Linked DNA regions of Homo sapiens: all the other regions are linked to region 1. The links are chromatin contacts, found by Hi-C or POLR2A ChIA-PET in ENCODE. All regions are on one chromosome and are shown on one strand. The core of a region is the stretch at or near the end of the contact, and the rest is flanking DNA. Distances in the headings are between cores, read along the strand shown. Region 1 holds the start of ASB16-AS1 (ASB16 antisense RNA 1). Region 2 holds the start of RPL27 (ribosomal protein L27). Region 3 holds the start of MAP3K14 (mitogen-activated protein kinase kinase kinase 14). Region 4 holds the start of MAP3K14-AS1 (MAP3K14 antisense RNA 1). Region 5 holds the start of NBR1 (NBR1 autophagy cargo receptor).

What was found. A loop is a pair of places that touch in the nucleus more often than their neighbours do. ChIA-PET counts read pairs that join two places held with the same protein, here RNA polymerase II (POLR2A). Pooled maps may share reads with other maps.
Region 2: a pooled map shows a loop between it and region 1 (14-fold over the local background). The contact joins the promoter of RPL27 here to the promoter of ASB16-AS1 in region 1. A Hi-C loop is called at or near these places in 8 of 50 pooled maps. POLR2A ChIA-PET finds 5 or more read pairs at or near these places in 2 of 52 experiments (CD8-positive, alpha-beta memory T cell and activated CD4-positive, alpha-beta T cell).
Region 3: a pooled map shows a loop between it and region 1 (8-fold over the local background). The contact joins the promoter of MAP3K14 here to the promoter of ASB16-AS1 in region 1. A Hi-C loop is called at or near these places in 6 of 50 pooled maps. POLR2A ChIA-PET finds 5 or more read pairs at or near these places in 2 of 52 experiments (activated CD4-positive, alpha-beta T cell and activated naive CD4-positive, alpha-beta T cell).
Region 4: a pooled map shows a loop between it and region 1 (11-fold over the local background). The contact joins the promoter of MAP3K14-AS1 here to the promoter of ASB16-AS1 in region 1. A Hi-C loop is called at or near these places in 1 of 37 single-sample maps with no recorded cell type and 6 of 50 pooled maps. POLR2A ChIA-PET finds 5 or more read pairs at or near these places in 1 of 52 experiments (GM12878).
Region 5: a loop to region 1 is called in a pooled map, with 17 times the contacts of the local background. The contact joins the promoter of NBR1 here to the promoter of ASB16-AS1 in region 1. A Hi-C loop is called at or near these places in 1 of 168 maps with a recorded cell type or tissue (naive thymus-derived CD4-positive, alpha-beta T cell), 1 of 37 single-sample maps with no recorded cell type and 10 of 50 pooled maps.

The regions. Positions count from the first base shown.
Region 1 is chr17:44,185,292-44,188,228 of GRCh38, forward strand. ASB16-AS1 (ASB16 antisense RNA 1) reads right to left here and starts at 1,426. Exons shown (of 3, transcript NR_049730.1): 1 at 1,274-1,426. TMUB2 (transmembrane and ubiquitin like domain containing 2) reads left to right here and starts at 1,681. Exons shown (of 4, transcript NM_001076674.3): 1 at 1,681-1,818; 2 at 2,385-2,452. The coding sequence starts at 2,418. RefSeq lists an enhancer at 1,005-1,539.
Region 2 is chr17:42,996,980-42,999,916 of GRCh38, forward strand. It overlaps RPL27 (ribosomal protein L27), which reads left to right and starts at 1,440. Exons shown (of 5, transcript NM_000988.5): 1 at 1,440-1,492; 2 at 1,770-1,852. The coding sequence starts at 1,772. LOC124904006 (a long non-coding RNA gene) reads right to left here. Exons shown (of 2, transcript XR_007065759.1): 1 at 2,742-2,937; 2 at 1-2,407. RefSeq lists enhancers at 997-2,196, 1,162-1,471, 1,482-1,721, 1,792-1,901.
Region 3 is chr17:45,315,499-45,318,435 of GRCh38, forward strand. MAP3K14 (mitogen-activated protein kinase kinase kinase 14) reads right to left here and starts at 1,522. Exons shown (of 16, transcript NM_003954.5): 1 at 1,462-1,522.
Region 4 is chr17:45,246,365-45,249,301 of GRCh38, forward strand. MAP3K14-AS1 (MAP3K14 antisense RNA 1) reads left to right here and starts at 1,561. Exons shown (of 4, transcript NR_110326.1): 1 at 1,561-1,639. FMNL1 (formin like 1) reads left to right here. Exons shown (of 27, transcript NM_005892.4): 26 at 141-240; 27 at 503-954. The coding sequence ends at 232. It also overlaps the pseudogene EFCAB15P. RefSeq lists enhancers at 1,039-1,108, 2,359-2,408 and a silencer at 1,219-1,948.
Region 5 is chr17:43,169,849-43,172,785 of GRCh38, forward strand. It overlaps NBR1 (NBR1 autophagy cargo receptor), which reads left to right and starts at 1,366. Exons shown (of 21, transcript NM_005899.5): 1 at 1,366-1,454. It overlaps LOC101929767 (a long non-coding RNA gene), which reads right to left and starts at 555. Exons shown (of 2, transcript NR_110868.1): 1 at 278-555. LOC124900391 (a long non-coding RNA gene) reads right to left here and starts at 1,116. Exons shown (of 2, transcript XR_007065760.1): 1 at 568-1,116. It also overlaps a transcript of BRCA1 not described here and the pseudogene BRCA1P1. RefSeq lists enhancers at 187-396, 667-716, 967-1,076, 1,397-1,506.

The sequences.
Region 1 (2,937 bases), core at 176-2,675:
AGCAAGTACAAAAACAGGAAAAACTAATGTATGGTGACAGACGTCAGAATAGTGATTACTCTTTGGAGGTTAATGGCTAGAAGAAGACATGAAGGGGGAGATTCTGGGGTAATTCTTTCTTTTTTTTTTTTTTCCTGAGACAGAGTCTCGCTCTGTCACCCCAGCTGGCGTGCAGTGGCTCCATCTCAGCTCACTGCAACCTCCGCCTCCCAGGTTCAAGCCATTCTCCTGCCTCAGCCTTCTGAGTAGCCAGGATTACAGGCGTGCGCCACCACGCCCGGCTAATTTTTGTATTTTTAGTAGAGACGGGATTTCACCATGTTACCCAGGCTGGTCTTGAACTCCTGACCTTGTGATCCGCCTGCCTTAGCCTCCTAACGTGTTGGGATTACAGGCGTGAGCCACCGCGCCAGTCCTAATTATCTATTTCTTGATCTAAGTGCTACTTCTGCCAGTGTTCAGTTGGTAGAAGCCACCGAGCTTTTTGCTTATGTTTGCCCCTGTCTGGATTATTTATCCTTTAATCAGTAGTTCTCCAAAACCCCAAACTCCAGCGCTTTTTTTTTTTTTTTTGGAGACAAGGCCTCCCTGTCGGGTGCAATGCAGTGGCTCAGATCATAGCTCACTGCAGCCTCGAACTCCTGAGCTCAAGCGATCCTCCCACCTCTGCCTCCCAAAGCGGTGGGATTACAAGAGTAAGCCACTCCCCCCGGCCACAGTAAGTTTTTAGAAAAAATTTTAATTGCGGCCGAGCGCGGTAGCTCACGCCTGTAATGCCAGCACTTTGGGAGGCCGAGACGGGGGCGGATCACCTGAGGTCGGGAGTTCGAGACCAGCCTGACCAACATGGAGAAACCCTGTCTCTACTAAAATACAAAATTAGCGGGGCGTGGTGGCGCATGCCTGTAATCCCAGCTACTCGGCAGGCTGAGGCAAAAGAATCGCTTGAACCCGGGGGGGCGGAGGTTGCAGTGAGCCGAGATCGCGCCATTGCACTCCAGCCTGGGCAACAAGAGCGGAACTCCCGTCTCAAAAAAGAAAAAATTTTAACTGCAAAAATCTGGATAAGTTCTTGAAAGCTGGACTTTTCCCCCTTTTTGTGTCCTAAGCCTGCGCCGAATCTGTGCCTTCTTTGAAATGCTTTCCCGCCTTCTTTCTCCGGGTCCCACACTACCTGGGGCCGCACTCTTCAAGCACTGGATGCTGACTAACTGGTCTCCTTATCTGTCTTCCCGACTGGCCCAGAGCTGAGTTCTTACTAATCCCCGCTAACCTGGAGTTAGGTGCGCGTTGCAAAGCAGTAACGAATCCAATCAGCCGGGGAGGCAGACAGCAGGGCCGGAAGAACAAAGCTGGAAAGGGAAACGTCGCACCGGCTCTGCCCAGCGGCGCCAGCCCGGGCAACCTTCCGCAGTCGCGAAGCCACGCCCCTTTCCCAAGTACCTCCGCGCTAACTCCTCCCCCCTGGCCCCGCCTCTCACCCTGGATTGCCTAAGGCCCCGCCCACCAGGCGTGGCCCCGCTCTGGGAGGGCCGCAATCCCGCCAACAATGACTCCACCCCTCCTTCCGCTGAGAAACCTGTCCCTTTTATTTAAAGAATACCTTTTACGTCAGCCCGTCTTACGCAGCTTCGCGTCATCAGTGCAAGGCGCGGAGGCGGGACTTCCTGTCCCTGGTATAACAGCTTCCGGGAGAAGCCGGAAGAGACCGGACCCTGAACAGAATCGCAGATTGCCAGCCCTTTTCCCGACCCCTACGGAAAGACGAGTCCAGGGGCCGTCCTGGCGAGGTCAAAACATTTAGTCTGGTCTTTTCAGGTGAGGACTTCCCCATCCAGGCACAGTGCCGGTCCAATCCCCCTTTAATTTCCCATGACTCCTCGCGTCCTGAAGCCCCGCCCCCAGTTCCCCAGCCCCGCCCCGAAGTTTGAGGGGTGTGGACGGTTTGTGACCCCCTTAGCCGACCCTACTCCTCACTGGCCGGGACAACTGGTCTTATCACGGAGGCTGGGGCCAGGCAGCCCTTCGGTTCGGGTGGGCCCATGGACCCCAGTCCAACGCCGAGGGAATAGGACCATCCAAAAGCGGAACCTTCGCCTCAGAAAAAGGGTGCGGGACCCCTCCTCACCGTGCGGTCACGGTACGGACAGGGTAGATCACAGGCTGAGGGACAGAGCAAAGACCCCTGAGGCCGGACACCTGGGGTCCTGCCGGGCCCCTCCCCACGAGAGTTCCCTGTGTCTGTGCCAATCGTTTTCGTCTTTCTTTGCCGCAGTTTCTTTTCCTGTAAATCATGGTTAATAACATTAACCTTCTTACCATCAGGGGTTAGTTGTGGTTGTGATAAATAATTACTACCGTTATTAAGCAATTGCAATTTGCAGTGTGCCAGGCACTGTGCCAAGTATTTTGCTTCGATGATTTCACGTCATCTTCAAAACAACCTCATGAGGTAGGTACTGTTTTTAACCCCATTTTACTGATGAGAAAGCTGAGGCTCTGAGAAAGTTGTCTGAGGTGTTATAGCTAGTAAGACGCAAGACTGGGGTTATAATTAGTTGTTTTTCTAACTCCAGGGCCGGTATATTAAATAAGGATGTTGATGTGTTCCACAGATAATTCTTTGAGCAACTACTGGGGCATTATATTGGACACTTCAGTACCAAGAGAAATACATACGATCCTTGTCTACCAGGAGTCTAATAGAAAGATGGACAGGTACATAAGTATAATGAAGTTTTATAGGTGCTGTGAGAATAGTCTGATAATGGTAATCACCAGACTGGATTTGCCCAGGGACAGCTGTGAAAGCAGCAGATTCTCCAAGGGAAATAGTAGGTACTCCAAGGAGCAAGCAGGGACCCTTCCTGCCTTTCTAAGAAACTGCAGCAGCAGAACCTTCACAGTGAAAGAAGAGAGACTGAGATATGGATTGTG
Region 2 (2,937 bases), core at 190-2,689, 1.2 Mb before region 1:
CTTCAAATTACACGGGCATGGTGGCACATACCTGAAGTCCTAGCTACTCAGGAGGCTGAGGTGGGGGGATCACGAGCCCAGGAGGTTGAGGCTACAGTGAGCCATGATTGTGCTACACACCATTCAGCCTGGGTGACAGAGCGAGACCCTGTCTCAAAAAACAAAACAAAAGCCATTGCAATGGGATCCTGAGGGATACAGGGAAAATTGTATCACTGGAGAGCTTCAGGAGAGAACTGATGAAATCCTGGTTGTTCCACATCTTGCCCAAGACAAATCCTATAGGTTCAGATAAGCAAAAACTGTGAGATAGTTTATCTTTCCCTTAAACTCGGAAAGCACATAAGGTACCATGTGAAAACACTCTTCTGGTGAGTGATGGGAAATAATTCAGTTTGAGAGCCAACTAGACCTAGATTCAGACCTAGATTTGAATCCCATCTATGCCACTGATTAGGATTAACCTCAGACAAGCAATTTATCCTCTCTGAATTGCAATTTCCTCATGTCTAAATGGGAGGAGAATGCCCAAGATGCAGAGTTGTGAGGATTAAACAGGCTGCCGGCTTGTATAAAGTGCTCACATCTTGCCTGGGAGAGAATCGCTGCTCAGGATGGTGACATGGTAAACAGTATGGGTTCAGGAGTTGAACTGCTTGAGGCTGAGCCCCAGCTCCACTATTTAACCACTATAGACTTCGGGCAAATCTCTCTAAGCCAGTTTCCTCGACTCTAGAATGGAGATAATAGTATCTATTTCTTAGTGTTATGATGACCAAATCAGATGATGTGCATAAATAGATTAACCTGACCTGGCACAGGGTAAGCAGCTGCCATTCTTCTCCTCTACCTCCCTCATGCTTATTCTAGTTGGTAATGTCAGTGACACCACTAGACTTTAACTGTTGGGGGTAAATATCCTTTTTGTTTGTTTTTTTAAAACCAAATTTAGCAGTGGGGGGTTGTATACCAACTTTAGTGACCCTAACGTTGATAAGTTCTGATAACCCACTACTATCGGACCAGCCACCCTTACTGATCTTTGTCCCTCCCTCTTTAGCTAACAGTGCCCCCGACAGGCACCAATAAATGCCCTATTTTTTTCCCTGTGTCTCCCAAGAGAAAAAGTAAATTTCAGATTGTGTTCCCCCTCCTAGCGCCAGAGAAAGGAACTACAACAAAGCCTAGCTGCTGAGTCCAGAGCGCACAGCACAGTCGCCCTCCCAGCTCTTCCGTCGGCCGGGAGGAGTCTCCTTTGCTCTTGTCTACTGCTGGAGCTGCTAATAAAGTTTCATTCGAATACTTGAGCTGCCGCGCCCTGCGTTTCCCTCATGAGCTTCTTCCGCCCGCAACACGAGACTCAGCACCACACAATCAGCGTGGCAAAGCCTGAAGGGCGGGACAGGAAGTGAGGTCACTCCTCACCGGGGTGAAAGGTTAGCGGAAGTGTCCTTCTTTCCTTTTTGCTGGTAGGGCCGGGTGGTTGCTGCCGGTAAGTAGAAGCTTGGGTTGAATCTTTCAATCCGCTGCCATCCGCGGCTTGGGGGTCGAAGGTCCGGGCGGCGCCGGGTGCATTCCTTCCCTAGGTCTCTGGCGGCTACGTATCCGATCCTGTCCTGCGAGCAGGGCCCTCGGGCGGCCTTGACCAAGGCGACAGTGAACACAGTCTGAAGTTCCGGCCCAAGACCTGGGCTTGCTGGCAGGAGTCAGCTCTGGGCATCTTTGGCTTTACGGATTTTTAAGTGGCCCTTTCTCCTTGCTCTCTGCAGAAATGGGCAAGTTCATGAAACCTGGGAAGGTGGTGCTTGTCCTGGCTGGACGCTACTCCGGACGCAAAGCTGTCATCGTGAAGGTATCAGCCTCGCGGGACTCTGCGTCCTTGCATGCCGGGACCAGGCTGGCTGCGGCGGGGCGGGCAGGCTTGGAATTCAAGGCCTGTTTCTGGGGCAGTAGCCAGTGAGCACGGTCAGGGTGAACGTGGGAGAGTTTTTGAGAGAGGAAGAAGCACAGTAAAAGCAAATGTGAGCTGAATTGGGCTCCCAACGCATAAAGCCTTCTCCACCAGAGGCTTTAAATATATAGTAATAGTGGCTGACATTGCACGCTTGCTATGTGCTCCCACTGCCTTTCAGGTATTGTCATGTGCAGTCCTTGAAGTAATCATAGGGGATTCCTTTTCTTTTCTTTTCTTTTTTTTTTTTTTGAGACGGGATCTCTGTCCAGGCTAAGTGCAGTGGCGTGATCACTGCAGCCTCGACCTCCCGGGCTCAAGCGAGTCTCCCATCTCAGCCTCTCGAGTGGCTGGGACTACAGGTGCGTGCCACCATCCCCAGCTATAGGGGGTTCCTTCCTGTTGCTAAGGTTTGGAGGTGTTCTGTTATTTACCTGAAGTGCTGCAGCTGGGAATCTGTAAGAAGAGGAGGAAATTGCTTTTAGAAAGGTCACATAGCCCCTCACTGTTTTCCTCTTATCCATGATTTTGTAGCTTCTTGAGAGAGTTCCCTAGGCTCTGGCCACATACACCACTGCGTTTTGTTGTTGTGGGGACACTGGAGTACCCCTGGATTCCCCTCTCCCATCTCCTGAGACTGATCTCTGGAGTTAGGCTGTGGTGTCTTAACCTTGGCTGTACACTTCACTAGCAGTGGAGCAAGTGAATAGATACCAAGTCCTGTGAGCAGTGCTTGGCATATAGCAAGTACTTCTTAAATGTTAACTGTTGCTACTTTTAAATCTCTTACCTCTAGTAAGCCGTTCCAGATGCTTCCTGATGGAGATAAACACTGTTCTGTTTCTCTTTGGTCATTTCTCATAGCTTTCTGTGATTTTTCTCTTTATAATGGTGGATCTTGGAGACCTGAGGGTGGAAATATTTTTTGGACACTGCACTACCTCTAACACAGGGCCTAAATAGGCCCTCAGTGAATAACAAATGTA
Region 3 (2,937 bases), core at 272-2,771, 1.1 Mb after region 1:
CTGAAAAATTCAGAGGTCTGGCATCGCTCCAAAGAAACTGATTGATATCACTTAAAAAACACCAAGAGTAAATCCAAACACAACCAAAGTAAGGCAAGCACTTTTTAAGTGTCCTCTCACATTAAGAGCATAAAAACCACACCAAAAACTTCTCCCTCCTTTCTGCATCTCAGTTCTATAATGTGGTCCTGATCTAGGATTCTGGGAAAGACCCATCCTTAGTCCCAGCTATGAGGCATCAGGCAAGATATATACCACCCCCACTCCCTCATACACACCTGCCTCAGGTGCCTCGCCCATAAAACAAGACACTACAATCTGTCTTACCACACAGCCATCTGAAGGAAAACGGAGCTCACAGGTATGAAGACACTAAGCAAAAAACACATCACTAATGTTAAGATACTGTCTCCTTCTAATCTTTCAGAAAGACCATGTTTCTAGTCAAGGGGTTTCCAACATTTTTCTTGGAATAAACTCCAGACTCCTATTTTATATCATGACCTCACTCTAATCATTTAATTTCATGTGCTTTTAAAGTCCTTAATTAAGTCATTGGTGTTCATTGTCTCCAGCGATCAAAAGTAGTTTTACCATTTACTTTGCTGATGTATGTACCTTTTCACCACTTATCCTCTCCCTCATTCATACCTCCAGTCCACCCTTTAGGGCCGAGAGCAACTTTTTAACCTCGACTAGGAAGGAAACACTTTTTCTGAAGCTACCCAGCACTAAGGAGGCTCCCGGGCAGGTGGGAAACGTACGTACAAGTGGCCCCTCTCTGCCTGGTGCCCAGTGGCTGCAAGATGCCAGGGCCACGATGGGTTTCCAAGATGGGAATGTTATATTTGAACCGACAGATAAAGTCCCGAGTTGGAGAGCCCAGAAGAATTACAGAGGAGGACTGGGGTCCGAGGGCGGAGGGAGGATGCTGCGGGCGGCCAGCACTGCCCCGCTGCATGCTGAGGACAGGCTTAGCTCCTGCTCCCCGCCTTGAGGTGTGACCTGAGAACTTCCCATGAAAGGCCGGGAGGGTTTCACGCCAGGGCAGATGCCAGGGCGCACTCCTGCAGGAGACACGTCCGCCCCGCGGCAGGCGAGCTCCATCCTGGGGGCACTGGGGCGCAGAGCAGGCGGGCGGGCCTGGCGGCGGCGCGGGGCACTAGTGAAGGGGAAGCAGGCGGCCCCTGCGCGCGCTCGGAGCCAGCGTGTGGCCAGCAGGAGTGCGCGGCCTGGAGGCCCGGGGCGAGCGCGGCACCGGCAGCGCGTGCGAGGGCGCGCCCGCGGACCGCTGCGAGTGGGTTGGACGGGGTACGTCGGACTGCGCTGGCCTGGCCGCCGACCCCACTGCTCCGGGGCGAGGGGCCAGGCCGCAGCCCAGCCCGGGGCTGAGAGGCGATCCATCCCAGCCGCTCCCTGGTCGCCTCGCACCGGGCCCCAGGGTCCCGCCCCGTCACCTACCGGCCAAGCGCCGATCTCCCCAACCAAGCGAGTGTTGCGCTCCGCTCGCCCGCGATCTCCCGCCGCCGGCCGCCGACCGCTGAGCTCCCGGCCCGTGGTCGCCCCGCCCCGGTCCCGGGCTCCGCCCCCTCGCCTTCTCGGCCGCCCCCGGGGCCACGCCTCCCCCGGAGGCTGTAACTTTGCCTCGCTTCGCGCCTCCTTTCTTTGGCCGCACCGCGACCCGTGGCCCCGCCCACTCCCCTACGCCAACCAATGAGACGGTCGTCCCGGCAAGCCCGTCTTCCCGCTCCCTAGCAACGATTGGTTAACGAGGCCTGGTTTCCAGAAATGGGCACTATTTCCGGACGATGTTTGTAGAAGGGAGATCGCTGGGCGGGCGGACTGACAGAAGGCGGAGGCGACTAGGGTGTTGGTGGAACCACACATGCGCCCTCGGCTTCTGGCAGTCTTACCAGCTGCGTTCTCGAGGTTACGGGAAGGAAGGGCGAGTGTGCGCATGCGTGGGCACTCCCTGCCACTGACTTCGGTTACCTTGGAGACAGCGAGGCGCTCTCCCTCGTGGGTCGCGCGCGTTCCGCTTCCTCTCTGCTGCCAAGCGGTGGCGGCTGAGGCGGGAGGTGGTGGGGGTAGAGACGTTTTTATTGAGCTCTTACCGTGTGCCTGGTCCTGTAGAATCCCTGGAATGAGTAAAGAAGGTTACAGTGCCTGCCCTCGAGAAGCTTGGGGAGCCAAGGGCTTACAGGGGCCCGACCTGTGGGTTGAAACCCAGGTACAAAGAGAGCATGTGGGTGCGTGGCGTGGTACGAGCGCTGAGCAAAGCATCTGCTCTCTGGGTTTGCAGACCACAGAGCCAGCAAGAGGATGAGAGCTTGATGTATGCAAAGAAAGGACCTGGAGTTCAGAATATGCATTGAAGTGTCAACAGTGCTTCTTTCTGAATGGGGGTCGGGGGTGGGGAGTAGGGAAGGTATAGAAACTTTTTCTAACTTTTGCCCCTCTGTATTATCTAGTGTTTCCACACTGAGCTTGTATTTTATTTGTAATAAATTCCAGGCCAGGCACGGTGGCTCACTCCTGTAATCCCAGCGCTTTTGGGAGGCAAAGGCAGGAGGATCGCTTGAGGCCAGGAGTTGGAGAACATCCTGGGCAATATAGCAAGGACCTCGTCCTTGCAAAAAAATAAAAGAATAGCCAGGCGTGGTAGTTTGCACTTGCAGTCCCAGCTAGAGGGGAGGCTGAGAGTCTGAGGTTACAGTGAGCCATGATCGTGCCACTGCACTCCAGCCTGGGTAACAGAGTGAGGCAGTCCTTTAAAAAAAAAATCCAAACTTTTTTTTTTATTGCAAAATAAAAGATGTACTCCTACCCTGGGCATCCCACTTCCATGAAGGGTCCATGGTAGGTGTGGTGAGTGGCTCTAGTCCGGGGATAGGCAGGCCCCACCCAAGGCTGTCTTGAAAAGTAAGGAACACCCCA
Region 4 (2,937 bases), core at 311-2,810, 1.1 Mb after region 1:
GTCTGTCCTTCTATGCTTTCTTCTGACCCAATGCGCTATCCTCTGGGGGACTGGCTGCCACACTGCTTCTTGCTACCTTTTCTGTTTTTCTTTCCTTTTTCCTTTCTCTACTCCCCTTCACCTGCCCCACCCCCACTCAGTGATCAAGACGGTGCCCTTCACGGCCCGCACCGGCAAGCGGACATCCCGGCTCCTCTGTGAGGCCAGCCTGGGAGAAGAGATGCCCCTCTAGCCCCTCAGGTACCCAGATGACCTGGCCTCTGATACCACGCTGCCCACAGCCCCTGGGACCCTTGGGAGAACTGAGGCATGCTGCCTTCTCCTGGGCCAGTGGATGGCTGGGATGTGATTTGTGGGGTGGAGGGGTCTGGCAAACATAAACGGTACCCCTGCCATGTGCACACAATCTGAGTCCTTAGGAGGCTAAGCTTTGTGCCCTGGAGCCATGCTCCCAGCTCTGGGCGGACTCCTGAATGGTAAATGTGTCTCCTTCGGCTGCCAGATCTGCGGAACCAGCCCTACATCCGCGCAGACACAGGCCGCCGCAGTGCCCGTCGGCGTCCCCCGGGCCCCCCACTGCAGGTCACCTCCGACCTCTCGCTGTAGCCGCTATTTCTGCAGGTGGATTCTGCAGGGGTGTGGGGCCGTGGACAGGCTGAGGCTCAAGGAAGGTGGTCCTCAGCTCGGCTGGCCGGGCAGCCCCTCCTCCGCTGTGGCCCGCCTCAAACGGGCTGGTGCATCCTCCTCTTGGCCACAGAGGGCAGCATCGCCCGCCCCTTCCCCCAAATGCTGCTTGCAGCACCCACCCTAAAGCCCCCTCCAAATAGCCATACTTAGCCTCAGCAGGAGCCTGGCCTGTAACTTATAAAGTGCACCTCGCCCCCGCAAGCCCCAGCCCCGAGGACCGTCCATGGACCTTATTTTTATATGAGATTAATAAAGATGTTTGCAAAAGATCCGCGTCGGCTCCATGCCTGCCGCAGCCACCCGCAGCCTGTTTCCGCTCAGCAAACGCTTTACTTGCACAAGCTCTTCATAGCAGGCCTCTGCAAACCAGCGGGCGCCGGGGAGAAGGGCTGCTTCTTCACTAGAGTTGGCGGCGAGGGAGCCCGCTTCGAGGGGGCGGAGGCTTTCGTGGCTGGCCCAGTATCCCTGCGGGAGGCCGGAGGGGGCGAGCGGGCAGCTGGGGTTAGACACGCCGGGCCAGCCCCGCAGCAGTTCTCCTTCCGGCTGCCCCGCCCCATTTGCGCCAGTCCTGCCTCCCACCCGGGCATCTGGCCCCTTTTCCTTTCGCCCTACCCAGTACTTAGTGACGCCATAAGTGACCTCGCCTTACATCTCCGCGCGTGCCGCCTCCGTCACCGCCTGCCGGGTCCCCATTTCTTCCGGGCCTGCCCCCGCTCCTCGCCTGCCCCTCCCCTCCACCAGCCAGTGTCGCCCCATCTGTCTGTCCTCCGGGCACTTGTCCCGCCCCTCACTGCGTGTCCCTCCCCCGCCCGCCGGCTCTCACCTAGGCCGAGACACGCCCCGGGCTGGGCGGGATCTTGGGGCGGCCGGGCTAGTAGGGCTGGATCAGGCGGAAGCCGGGGCCCGGGGCTGGGCTTCGTGTCCTGCGTTCCGGGAGCGCCAACCCCTCCAGGTTAGGAATCTGAGAGTACGGGCTGCGCGCACCTGGGGCGGGTGCCTGGGAGGAGGTGGAGGAGGAGACGGTCCTCAGAACGGGTCCTGGGGGTCGGAGGCGAGGGCGGGGGTTGTAAGTGGCCGGGAGAGGTCCCTCCCGCGGGTCCCGGCGCCCCCCGCCCCGTCGGGGACGCACCTACTTCGTGCAGTTTGTGCAGCGAGCGCGCCAGCTCCTAGTTGGAGAGGTCGCTGATGCGCGCCGCGTGGCAGAAGGCGAGCCCCGCGTGGGAGCGCCCCCCAACCCCCGCAGCCTGGGCTGAGCCGCAGAGCCCGCTGCTTCTTGAAGTAGTAGCTTGGAGAAGAGAGGCGGGGCGGCCGCCTCAGACACTCCCAGCCCTCTCTGTCTCACAGGTGCGGAAGCCAAAGCAGGGCCGGAAGCCGCTGCTTTGTCTTTGTCCTGGGGCGACTTGGGGCCCAGGAAACAGACTCAGAATTCAGGGCTCCCGTCTCTAGGGCAGGAATATCAGGGGTCCCTGCGGGGGGCAGGGTTTGCTCCTCCCATTGTGGGCCCAGGAGCTGGTATGGTTGTGCCCACCTCATCACCCCCCGTGCCAACTTGGAGGGCACAAAGCCCCGGCCCAGCAGCTTGAACAGCATTTCCAAGAACAGGGTCTGCAGTCCCTGGGGGTACAGAGCTGGCTGTTCCTCACCCGGCTTGGGGGCAAAAAAGGTGAAGGAGGGTGAGGAGGGGGCACCCCCTAAGCCAGGCCCACCCCTCCTCCACCAGCCTTGCCCCTCACCCATGCACTGAGCCAAGCGGTGGTTGTCATCGAAGACACCCAGGAAGTCAATGAAGCTTACGATTCCATCACCTGGGGAGAGAGGAGAGGGGGTGCTGTGGGTGCCTGCCCCCTGCAGAAGGCCTGCCTTGCACATGCCTGCTGGCAGTTCCAGGTGTTAGAGAATCTAGTCCTGCCTCTAGCCAAGGGCAGACCCCAGTTTCAATGGGGGAGAAACGGCCCATGCCTTGGGGGTTCCCAAATCAGGATTAGGATGAACACAGCAGCAACGTTTACAGGCCATGAGATAGGTGTGTTGGTCAGGGCAGGCTTCCTGGAAGAGGGAACTTTAAAATAGGACCAGGCCAGGATTTTGTGGGAAGGGGAGGCATTCTTTAAAAGAATGCCTGGAGGTGGGAGGGGACAAGAAGACAGGGTTGGGGCACCCACCATCCAAGTCTGCCTGCCGCAGAGCCTCGAACGTCTCCTGTGGACTCAGCTGGATACCCACATTGCCCAGGGCAACTTTCATGCTGTG
Region 5 (2,937 bases), core at 116-2,615, 1.0 Mb before region 1:
GCGAGCTCACGACGCGCAGTCACGTTTTTTTCCCCCCCTCTACACTGCAGATGTGGCTCCCAATGTTGACGTTGGCCAGGACCTTTGCAAACAAGCCAGGCCAAAAAGTTTCAATATTTACACTGGCTGCTTTAATAAGGGCATTGATCTTATCCTCCGTAAAGGTCACCTCATAGTCCTGCAGAATGAGGGCAGAGTAGATGCAGGCAAGCTGGGAGACGGAGGCCATAGCGCGGGCGAGTGTGGGGCTGGGGCTGCCGGACGCGGTGCTACTCACCGGATGAAGTGAGGGTCTCACCCCAACGCGGCCTTAGCTTCCTCGGAAGGACCGAACACCTTGGCGGCAGCCGAGGAAAGGGGTTCCACAGTTTTAATTTATCTGTAATTCCCACGCTTTACTGTTGCCACGGAAACCGCTGAGCAATAGCCTCTCAGAATAGGAAATCAAGACACAGTCAGAGGAAGGGCGGGACAGAAAGAGCCTAGCATCTCTCGGGGCTCTGGGTTGGCCACCCAGTCCTCCCCTGGTGACATAAAAAGAAAGAGACGGAAAAGGAAGAATTCTACCTGAGTTCGCCGTAAAGCGCCCGCCCTCTCGCCTCTACGCTTCCAGTTGCGGCTTATTACGTCACAGTAATTGCTGTACCAAGGTCAGAATCGCCACCTGAGGCCTGAATATCAGCGTAAGATAGTGTCCAAAGCAGTCTTAAGAAGAGGTCCCATTACCCCACTCTTTCCGCCCTAATGGAGGTCTCCAGTTTAGGTAAATAAAAGGATTGTTGGGAGGTGGAGGGAAAGAACTACTATTTCCAACATGCATTGCGGAACGAAAGGCCTTGGCCACACTGTTCCTTGGAAACTGTAGTCTTATGGAGAGGAACATCCAATACCAAAGCGGGCACAATTCTCACGGAAATCCAGTGGATAGATTGGAGACCTCCGCGGGCTTATACATGTCAACAGTAATGGATTGGAGTGTTGTTATGTTCTCCTATCTTGAGAGCAGAGACTAGGCCAAAAAAAGATACCTACAACTCCTAGGAAGACTACGATTCCCATCCAGCCCCACGAGTCTCGGGCAAGTAGTCCTCTAAGGTCAGTGGCCTGCGGGGACGCAGTGGGCGCCGAATTTGCCTGGGGAAGGGGAAATCCGCTCTGGCCCACATCTGCGCACTCCTAGTTCCGCCCCTCAGCCTCAATGTTTGTTATTGTTGTTCGGGTTCAGGTTGCTTCTGCCCCGCCCCATCGACGCAATCTCCACCAATCAATGGCGTGGTCGTTTTGAGGGACAAGTGGTGAGAGCCAATCATCTTGGCGAACACTCGGAGAAACAGGGGACTAGTTACTGTCTTTATCCGCCATGTTAGATTCACCCCACAGGGATAGCGGCAGAGCCGGTAGCGGACGGTCCTTGCATTGGCCTCCGGCAGGCGCCCCCCGGGGGCGGGAAGCTGGTAAGGAAGCAGCTGCGGTTACCTAGGGGTGGGGTCACGTCACGCTAAGAGGGTTTGGGGAAGTTCAAGGGAGGAATCCTGCAAAGAAGAGGGGCGACTTTTTCCGTGTTTCGGGACAGCTAATCTTTTTAGTGACAGGATGAGAGAGCCCTTCATGTTCAGAGGGACCGAGTTGGCGAGAAGCGCCGGAGAGTTGGAGAGTCTGTGGGTCAGAACATCCGGCTTCTACTGATGGAAGGCCACGACTCCCCAGTGGAATGAGGGCCTAGGCAAAGAAAATGAGAGAGCCCTCGGGGTAGTGACACTGTCTTGGGAACATGGAGTGCTAGGAAACGAAAACTGGAAGACTAGGATGAACTCTGCAAGTAAAAAAATGACACTACTTACACATCCTTCTCATCCCATCCTCGTTTTTTCGAGACCTTAAAGAGATCTCCTTGGTTAGGGACCTTCGGTTTTGGAAAGGCACTGTTTTTCCTTTTTGTCAAACACTCAGCTTTCAGGCCACACTTTTTTGAGACAGAGTCTTGCTTTCTCAAAGACCAACCCAGGCTGGGCTTGAACTGCTGAGCTCAAGCGATCCTCGTGCCTTGGCCTCCCAAAGTGCTGGGATTACAGGTATAAGCCACCGCTCCCGGCCTCAGGTCACACATTTTAAAGCCTGGATAACTTGGCTTGTAAAGGCCTCTGGTGGAGACAGTAATCAAAGCTCAGGTTGCCAGGTCTGTTTCATTAAAGGGATTTTGTTGAGGCTGAAAAAAAAATCGACGTGGAGGAAAAGCTAACTTGTGCCAAGCAAAGGTGAGTCAGTGGCATGGACTTACAATAATGCCAGTTATGAAAGCTGAAGGCCTAAGACCCAGCTATCTGACTCTACTGGCTGTAGACCTAAGGGGCAGATAGGGTTAACCATAGCTTTGGTGTTTACACACGTTTAAGATTAATGCTCCTGCTGAAAGAATTTTTTTACATGTCAGCCAAAGAGAGTTCCTTATGAAGACCTGGATATGGTCCAGCCAAGCTAGAATCTCCCACTTCCTGTTTTCTCTTAGTTGGCCCACCAGCTGGAGGAGCTCCAGAGTATCTAAATTTCCAATTGTGTAATTTGAGAAAAAGAGAGGAAGATTCATTTCCTTCACAAGTAGGGAAGTGTGTTTCTTGAAGTTGGAAAGTGATATTTCAGAATACCCACTTTTGGCGGACTGAGTCACTTCATTTCCTTGATTTTTTGCCTAAGGTCCTGGGGAATTGACAAAGATTCTCAAATTTTAAGGACCCCAATAATTACATTTCATATGAATGAATACTAGATGTCAGCAGGATTGTTGTTAAGAGACTAATATTATTTTGGTGGTGAACTTGGTTCTTGGTAGAAACAAAGAATGGAGAAAATTGGGGGATAATTGTCTTAGGGTTTCAAAAAAGTGCCTTTAAATGACAGTCTTAATTGTAGTATTTTACAGGGCAGTGCATTACATTGTGG